2 separate regions of the Homo sapiens genome follow, and region 2 is linked to region 1. Evidence: chromatin loops called from intact Hi-C (ENCODE). Cell type or tissue: mammary epithelial cell. All regions are shown on one strand. Region 1 has its middle 76 kb from the start of PHLDA1-AS1. Region 2 overlaps LOC105369844 (a long non-coding RNA gene).

What was found. Hi-C counts contacts between places; a loop is a spot of excess contacts. Peaks named below come from ENCODE experiments on the same cell type or tissue, not always from the same donor. Only the 100,000 strongest peaks of a DNase experiment are listed, where the experiment ranks them.
Region 2: a loop joins it to region 1, with 5 times the contacts of the local background. A loop is called at or near these places in 6 of 110 quality-filtered maps.

The regions. Positions count from the first base shown.
Region 1 is chr12:75,951,775-75,956,774 of GRCh38, forward strand. No RefSeq gene overlaps it. Among named protein-coding and RNA genes, the nearest start is that of PHLDA1-AS1, 76 kb to the right of the region's middle. In mammary epithelial cell, a CTCF peak has its summit at 1,994; a DNase peak (open chromatin) is centred at 2,417; H3K27ac peaks cover 2,947 bases.
Region 2 is chr12:75,823,095-75,828,094 of GRCh38, forward strand. The region is part of intron 1 of LOC105369844 (a long non-coding RNA gene); the gene reads right to left. Among named protein-coding and RNA genes, the nearest start is that of PHLDA1-AS1, 200 kb to the right of the region's middle. In mammary epithelial cell, no CTCF peak of the experiment used is centred here; a DNase peak (open chromatin) is centred at 2,827; H3K27ac peaks cover 2,765 bases.

The DNA of each region.
Region 1 (5,000 bases):
ATGAAAAATCTTACTCAGCAAACAATAAAAGATAAAATTCCACTAGTTAAAGAGCAATTTTAAAATAGTTACAAACATGAGTCAAATAATGAACACATGTTAACACATATTCAATTCACTGGTGGGGAGCCAGAAGCATGATCAAGCTGGTTTAAAGGCCATTTGGGGACCTGGGTACTCAGAAAAATTAGTGAAATTTGTAAAAGAGAATGTATGAATAAGATTACTAGTTAAGTCAAAAGAGGTTAATGTCCTACAGGGCAATGAAACCATAATCTTTAGAGTTATCTTTTATACCGGACATAAACCTAAATGAACATGTGACCTCACAGAGTCTAGGCCTTGTCAGTAGTAAATAATGAGTAATCCTTGGTGGCCTTTTAAACATTTTCCCATTGTGACATTGATAAGACATGCTGTTCCTCTTCTTTTTTTTTTTTTTTTTTTCTGAGACAAAGTCTCACTCTTTTTGCCAAGGCTGGAGTGCAATGGTGCGATCTCGGCTCACTGCAACTTCTGCCTCCCAGGTTCAAGCGATTCTCCTGCCTCAGCCTCCCGAGTAGCTGGGATTACAGACATCTGCCACAGTGCCCGGCTAATTTTTGTATTTTTAGTAGAGATAGGGTTTTACCATGTTGGCCAGGCTGGTCTCGAACTCCTGACCTCAGGCAATCTGCCCACCTCGGCCTCCCAAAGTGCTGGGATTACAGGCATGAGTCACCACGTCCGGCCCCCTCTTTTTTCTTTATTTCCAAGTTTGCAATTTTTTAAAAAAACCTCTGAAGCTGTGCTTAAATAAAAATTAGATTCTAGTACTACACATCAGAAGAGCTATTATTGAAAAGCCATTCCTAAATTTTGGGTTGTTCTCACCCCTGATTTGAAACAACGATTCCCCATCTCACAAGCCACCAAGTTTGCCTCCCTTTTGTCTCTCCCTATTCTAGTAAAGCCCTGAAAGTTTACTGCGAAAGCCATCTGGTTCTGTCCTCTGCACACGAGCACAGATTACACAAATTGCTTTCCCACTTTTAGAAGAAATATCACAATCTGCCACACTAACGTCAAACAAATTCCACCTGAGAGAAAAATGCTTCTTTTAAGCAAACATGAGTCTTCACTCTCTTGTCCTGGCCATGCACTAATGACCAATCAGCTACCTTTCTTAGTAATCACCTTCATTTTATTGGAAAGCCAATACTACTCTCCAAGCAAAATAATCACTGTACCTTTAACTTCCTCCTAGGTTTAGTTTTCCAATTCTAAATTCTCTTTGGGGACCCTTTTAAATTTGTCTTAATCTGATAGATGAAAATGCTCTCCTAAAACTCCTAGGACAAGCACTCCCACAAATACTGAAATAGATTACATTTCCTTTGCCTGTTTATACCTCCTGTCAGAGTAAAACATGCAAAACTCAGAAAAGAATGTAAATGAAAAACAATAGCAAAAAAATAAATAAATAAAAAGCAAGTAATTGCTTTGGGCTGGGAATTTGCTGTTTGTTGAATGTGCTGGATTTTTTGGTGGGTGGTAGTGCCCCTGATCTGCTACAGGAGTCCATGGCACCAAGCTGGGAAGCACCGGCCTCTGCCTACAGCACACGCACTCCAGACTTCCTCATAAATGAGGCCCATGAAGACCAAAATGAAGGGAAAAGCCTAGCATGTAAATATCTCATTAGCCTGGGCCTGGGCTGGTTGCCCAGCACTGATTGGGTTCCCAGTGACTTCTTTTAGGATTGGGGCCAGGACTTATTTTTATGTTCGATCTTGAAGCAATTTATTCAGTTCCCACAAACCTCCTGGTATTGTGAAAACTTCAGAGTCCACAGTGGCAGTCTCTGAGAAGGGTGTTTGAGTAGACTAGCCAGGAGAGAGAAAGACAAAATGCCACAAAGACACATAATGAAGTAGAGAGCCGTACCCCTATTGGTGAGAACAGTCCAAGTTTTGATCTGCCAGTCAATCTCCAGAGCTAAATTCCCACACCAGCTTGAGTAATCAGCTGTCACACCCTCCAAGGGAAAACCTCCCATGTAGGAGGTCATGAGGGAAAAGAGGCAATGGACAGGGAAATTTCATGTACCGATCACTAACACATTCCCAACCCTGCACAAGGTGCTTTAGCTAAATTATTCTTCAAATTAACCCCATGAAGAAGGACAAGAAATAAGAACCTATAGCCACCGTGTCATCAACCCCCATGCTCACCTTTAATTCAATGAACAAACTCAGGCCATGTATAAAACTTGGGAAGCCAACTTCAGTGCCAGAATTAATTATGTAACTTGAATAAAACCAGATTTAATGATTCCTTTTCACTTGACTCCCATCACAGGCTCATTAGTAAGGACAGAAATTTACCCCAAAGTGAATCACACGTAAGAAGGGCTACTCAGCATTCTTGGAGGATGAATGGTAAATGTCCTCCCAGTTGCCTAGAGACGCTGAATATACAGACAGCTATGGCTCATGGAGGGATTTTTTTTTTTTTTCTCCCTCTGACCTCTAGCCAGACTTGGGCTGAATATCAAAGGCCAAGTTCTTGGTCACATTCATATCTCCCTGGGCCTCTAGAAAAAGGTTGAGTGGGTTAGCTGAGGTGCAATAGTCAGCACTTTTCAGCAGGCAGGAACCATCCGTGCTGAAGGAAAGATAGCACACAGGGTGCCCAAAGTCATAGGTTTCTTGAAAGTCACAGGATTTTTGAAGAAGACAGGAACTATGTTTTTTAACATATGCTACTAAAACTCCAACCTGTGATCCTAAGAAGCTGAGGATATGGAAAAAATCTGATGGTACTAAAGCTTTCCATTCCCAAAGGAAGCAATGACCTTTGACATTTATTCATTCAGTTATTTCTCCAACAGGTAGTTATTGAGAGGTTACTATAGACTAGAGACCATTCTAGGACATGGGCAGCAGTGAACAAGACAACAGTGACAAAAAGATTCTTTCGTTTTTCTAGTTAAAGTAATAAGTGCTTGGTGACAAAAACTATAAAATGGAGGTAAACTGGAAAGAGTAACCACCTGAATCCTCCCAACCAGGAAAAAAACAAAAACAAAAACAAAAAAACAACTGTTAACTTCATGGGGTGTACACTCTCCTTTTCAATCTATTTCTTTTTTTTTCCTCTTTTTTCTTTTTTAGAGATAGGATCTTGCTCTGTCACTCAGGCTGGAATACAGCGGCATAATGATAGCTCACTGCAGCCTCAAACTCATGGGCTCAAATGATTCTCCTGCCTCAGCCTCCTAAGTAGTGGGGACTACAGGTTCTCACCACCACACCTGGCTGCTTTTAATTCTTTGTAAAGGCGGGTCTCACTATATTGCCCAGACTGGTCTTAAACTCCCAGCCTCAAATGATCCTCAGGCCCTGGCCTTCCAAAGCACTGGGATTACAAGTGTGAGCCATATTTGCAGTCCAGTTAAAGACTAATTTCCTAATTCCAATAGTAAGACTAGTAAGACTTTTTTCTTTTTAACAAGTGAGTTAGACCCAATAGAAATGAAGAAAACAAAAAGGAAATTCAATGGATCCCCAAGCCCTCCTCACTCACCCCCTGGGCTGCTGGCCAGGAGAGAGCAAGTGCTGCAGCCCCCACAGCTCCCAGTTGACTGCAGGAATGCAGGGGGCAGCATCATGATAGCCTCAAATACCTACAGGCCCTGGTTCATAGCCTTGGGTTCACCTGCCCAGGCAGGGGAGAGAAAATTCCATCAGTGAGTATAACAACACACCGTCCTGCAGGCTTGACCCTTTTATCAGGTTACAGGCAGGGAGGCCAAAGCTTAACTCGGTGTGGTTACAGATCTTACGGAAAACAGCAGGCAAGTGTGGACTACTTGGCATCTATATAAATAACATGCAATTTCTTCCACACTATATATTACTTAAAGCTAATCGCATTATTATTCAAGTTAGCACTTCTGCCTAAATTCAATCTATTGCACTTAGGCACAGTTGCAAAACGTAAGGTCCTAGTTTTTAATTTAAGAGAAGTCTGGTACCCAAAGCTTTGCTTGTAGAGACCAAGCCCTACACAAAAGGAAATTATCTTAAACCATACCAGAGCATCATTTTAAATTCTTCTGTCAGTACACCGAAGTTTATTTTATCAATTGTCTTTTTTTCTTAAATTATCATCCAATTTTTTTTTTTTTAAACTATAACAGTCCTGCAGTGAACATCCTGGTAGCTAAATGTTTGTGAAACAGCTTTATTATGGCCTTAGGATAAATTATTTGAAGTAGAATTGTCAATTCAAATGGCATATACATTTTTACGGCTTTTGAAATCAAATTGCCAGATTGCTCCCTCAGAAAACTTATCCCAGTCTTTATCCCTGCTAGTCTTTTATGGAAGTGTTTATTTCCCTGTAACTTTCTCTACATTGGATATTACCATAAAACAAAATTGTTAATTTGATAGACGAAAAAAATAATTTCATGGTTTTCCTTTGTATTCCTTTATTAGTAATGAAGTGAAAGATATTTTTATATGCTTACTATTTACAGTTGTCCCTCAGTATCCATGGGGTATTGGTTCCAGGACCTCTTGCAGGTACCAAAATCTGCAAATACTCAGGTCTGCAATATAAAATGATACAGTATTTTCATATAACCTATGCACATTTCCCTGTATACTTTTTTTTATTTTTTATTTTTTGAGACGGAGTCTCGCTCTGTCGCCCGGGCTGCAGTGCGGTGGCGCCGTCTCGGCTCCCTGCAACCCTTACCTCCCAGGTTCAAGCGATTCTCCTGCCTCAGCCTCCTGAGTAGCCGGGATTACAGGCACCCACCATCACACCCGGCTAATTTTTATATTTTTAGTAGAAACAGGGTTTTGTCATATTGCCCGGGCTGGTCTTGAACTCCTGGCCTCAGGTGATCTGCCCGCCTTGGCCTCCCAAAGTGCTGGGATTACAGGCATGAGCCACCGCACCTAGTCTCTTCTGTAAAGTTTTTTTTTTTTGATGGAGTCTCCCTCTGT
Region 2 (5,000 bases), 130 kb before region 1:
GAGGTTAAGTAATTCCCTCTTCTTCCCTCTCCCCAAAATACTACCATATCTCTGTCTTCAAAGTCTGCCCAATGCCATAACACTGGTTTTCCTCATCAAGATATGACCTCCAGTTTTAATCTTTCCAATATTAACCTTTCTATTATCTGGCCACGTAATGCTGGAAAGGTCATTAAACTTCTTGAGGCCCCGGTTTCTTCATTTTTGCCAGAAAAAGATAGAACTCCATGATCTCCAAGATCTCCTCTGAAACTTGGGGTATCCAGCTCAGGCTTTGTCTCCACAATGTGATATTAGAAACACAGGGACACCTCAGGCTTGGGATGGGAAGGAACATTAACTACTAAAGAACCGTGGATAATTAAAAATCATCCACAAGCAATATGGAGTTCCTCATGTTCAACGATTAAGTGAATGAAGTTTGCATGTCCAGCAAAAACCCTACCCTGCTCTGCAATAAAATGTCCACCCAAGGGAGAAAGGAAAATCACATGATTTATAAATTGCCAGAAAAGGCATTCCTCTCATATTTCTTTAAAGTGTCCTGGTGTTATAATTAAGGAACTCAGTGGGGTGCCTCTGTTCACTATTAACCAAATGAATTCTGATGTGCTTGGATCAGGAAATGTGTGGTTTCACCACATTTCTGATTTTTAGTGTCCCTACTCTTCCCTCTTGATATTTCAAATCAACTGTGGCTTCCCTCAGCTTAGCTTTGATTATCCAATTTGAGCCTACTTGGTGAGCTCTTTATGAATAACCAACCAACTGCTCTGAATATGATTTTCCTTACCTAGAAAATAACCCTTCATATGCATATCTCTCCTTGTGTCCCTGAAAACCGAAAAGGATAAAAAGGGCATGCAATTCTGCATAAAGGGCTTGAGATTGAGCCAAGAAAATCAACTGATTGTAGGGCTTACAATAAGCCATGGCAACAATGAAATATTTTGAAATTTTCTTCTCTAAATTCTAAATAATTCGCCCAGGATGATCTAACTATATTGAAAAGAGCACTGAGTTTAGAATCAAATAGACCTGAGGGCAAATCTCAGCTCTGCAATTTACTAATATTTGACCCTGACCCTGAATGATCTATGGAATCACACCAAACCTCAAATTATTCATATGATAAGTGTCATCATTAATAGCCATTTCACCAAATTGTTGTGAAAATGCAATTAGTTTACTTGTGTTAAATCTTAGCATGATTCTGGTATAATCTTCCTTGTAAAAGTAACAGCCACCCTATATTAGATACCCAATATATGCCAGGCTCTGGGCTAAGAACTTCACATACATTAACTTCAGAGGTCACATCTAAACAACCCTGCAAGGAGAACCCTGTGTTATTAACTGTCTCTGAGAAGAGGAGATTGAGGTACAAAGAAGCAAAGCAACTGGTCCAAAGTCCCCCTGCCAGGCAAACAACCTTGGGATGGCTACTGCATCTTGTTATTTTTACAGGCATCAGCATAGATGTGAATCAGAAATGTGTGCTTTGAAATCTTCACTCTTCTGAAAAAATAATGAACCCAATTCAGAGAAAAAGTTCTCACCAATGAAGAAATAAAATTTTTGTAATGATATATACTTCAGGGAAGGAAGAAGGAAAACTCCACTTCATACACTTCCAGCTAAGTGGTACTTTGGCAGATAGTTTGACAGGGAGACAGTTAAAGGGATAAAAAGAGGCTCAACCATGGACTGTTGCCATGGGCATTCGGCTGGTACCCTGTGGTTACCCACATTTGCCTGGATCCATGCTTCTGCACTGGCCCAATCATGGGGCAGGTGGACTGCCTTTGCTTTTATGGGAAGCTTAGGAACTGTAGTTCCTAAGAGACATGTAGTTCCTCATGAGACAATCTTTGAAGACAACTTGGTGATCAGGAAGGAAAAATACTTTACTCATTGATATTTGAAATAGCCATAGTGCTTTCATGAGCTGAAAGCGATCTCAAGTAGGCAAGTTCACAGGTTTCTAGAGTTATCAGGCTTTCCACAGCTTTCAGAACATTAGATTCAACACTAAAACAATCTCACATAAAAATTTCTTTTGAAAACTTGAGGTCAATGAACTCCACTATGCCTCATATTCATGTCACCTTCAGTCACTGTCCTAAAGATAAGCCCCTGCAGTCATCTATTCTGTCCTTAACCACTAACACTAAACTAATATTTGGATCAGGGAGAAGCAAATGCCCACATCCCTTATTCACTCCTCAATCTTTCTGCTGTCTCCTCTAGAACTCCATTTCCTGATTATCAAAGTTTAGTGCATTTTCAACTTCCAGAAAGAAATCTTCCACCACTTCTTTGCTGAACCCAAACCTGGACCTCCCTCTGGGTGATCTTCTCTTCTACAGCCCTGTCTAGGTGCAGCTTTGGGTCTCTCAAGCCTCATTTGACATGGGGCTTGGAAGTGAAACAGTATTCTCATAGTTCTCTGTGCACTCTCAAATTCTTCTTCCCTTAATGAACAACCCCTGCACTCTGCAAGCTTATGCCTTCTAGTACACAATCCTAAATGCCTTTCTCTCACTACCATCAACCAACTCTCTCACATTCATCCCCAAATATTAAGAAGCCCCTGAGTCACACTGTCCTTTCCACCCCTAGTCTTACCATCATCCTGGGTGAATTCTGAGTCCGTGCACATACCCCATAAAATGCCTTGCCCCACAGTTCCTGGGCCTCCTCATTCCAATAACCTTCAATTCTACTCAAATTTTATTACCCACATGCATAACCACACCCTGAAGCTTGTCATCCCACAGAATTGCTTTACTAACGAAAATTTAATCTCTAATAAACCACAGCCTGACCACACAACCTACTTAAATTTCCTATTCTCTGTTAATTCCTTTAAACTTGTTTTTCAACTTCATTAAAAAAAAATGCTCTGACTCACTGCCCCGTGCTCCCATTTTCCCCAGTATGTGCCTTCCTGTCTTCACTTTCCTTCCCATCACGGCTTAAACCATCTCTTTAATCATTCACTTATGAATGATTTGAATTTTCTTGCTCCCTTTTGCTTCCTCCAAATGAGTCCACTACAATCCTGAATTTTTATCATTCCCACATCGGTCTTTCCCCCGATTCTACACTCAGGCAATGCAGGGAGAGAATTGTACAACATGCTTCTACAAATCCATGATCTGTATCCCTAGATATTACCACAATGATTTTCCTATATATCAATTGTTCCTTAACACCATCATTTCCTACGAAGGTTGCTTCAAATCTTTACTATATTCGAGTTACCCATCCCCTTATTCACAATAGATATCCTTACCTCAGTCTTCACCAAGAAAACAGAGCAATCAGGTAAAAATTCCCTTAACTTCCCATCCCTCTCCTCCCTCTACTCATACAACCGTGTCTTCATCAGCATCTTTTCTTACCTCCTTCCTACCCATCCCAGAGACAGCATCCTTTCTCTTATCTAAAACCAATACTCCAGCCCTAATCCCTTTGCCCCTTTTCTACTACTGGCCACCTGGGTTGTTGATGGAGCAGCTGGGAATGGGATGTGGGTACTCTGGCTTTAAGGTTTGGCACATTCTTATGAGCACATTTCAGCAGCACCAAAATTTCAAGAGAACTCACACTCGGGTATAAAGAAATGCAGAAATACCTTTGGTTATTGATCAGAAGAGTTCACAGAATAATGTTTGGTTCCCAGAGTGTTTGCTGTTCCAACATCAGGATGTGACCTGTATTAGTCTGTTCTCTCATTGCTGATAAAGACATACCCAAGACTGGGTAATTTATAAAGAAAAAGAGGTATAATGATCTCACCATTCCACGTGGCTGGGGAGGCCTCACAATCATGGTGGAAGGTGAAAGGCATGTCTTACATGGCAGCAGGCAAGAGAGAATGAGAACTAAGAGAAAGGGGAAACCCCGTATAAAGCCATCAGATCTCGAGAGATTTATTCACTACCATGAGAACAGTATGGGGGAAACCACCCCCATGATTCAATTATCTCCCACTGGGTCCCTCCCACAACTCATGGGAATTATGGGAGCTACAATTCAAGTTGAGATTTGTCTGGGGACACAGCCAAAACATATCATGACCCGTGATCCAGGATGTGATCACAGATGTGACATCTTACGGTCAAATTACCCATTTCCAAGTGCTTCTGAGATTGGAATGTATAGTTGGTCTCATAGAGAGAGACATAATTGCAAAGGGCCACTTTGGACATTACATAAACACTAGGAACTCACTATTTCTGGTGCCCCTTTCATTTATCCATCCCACTATCTGAATGGGGTGTGTGCTCATCGAGTTTGAATCAGTCCCATTGGCAGGTGACTCTAAGCCACTACTGCTGCAGTTGGCCTTCCCCATGTCAAATCATAAAGACTTTAGATCAGATGTCCTTCACTGACCCACAATCAGGACCAGGATATTTAGGTTTGTTTTCTTTGGTGCACATGGGCCTAAGACAGAGTCACTTTCAGCAGCTTCAGTTACTTGGGGCTCCTTTTCTCAAAAAACACTAAGGATGTGGAAGGATGCAGAGTGATGATAAATATAGATAATTATAAAAGCTGCAGAATGGAGAGTTGCTTTGTATATAAATATTCACACTTTTAAAGCCCATTTTTTAAGTTACCATATGCTTTGTTTACTGCTACTGTCATTTTTACTCCTTTATGCCAGCTAGACTGATACCACACATTTTCTGTAAACACACACAATTTGATATATCATGATTTCTGTGGTTGTGATAGTTTTGCAATTACCCAACTGATCCTGGCTCTGGATGATTTTCTTTAAGCACTAAACACCACCTTAAAGGAGAAAAAAAGCATAGAAATAGAGTTGGCTTTTCTAAATCCTCACCACTTAATTTTAGTTGTTCTCACAAATAAAAGTACAAAAAGTCTGACAGCTTTTCCCATATTATAACATGACAAACATGGACTTTTTAATGGGGTCTTTTTTTTCTTGTAAATTTATTAATTTCCCTATAGATGCTGGA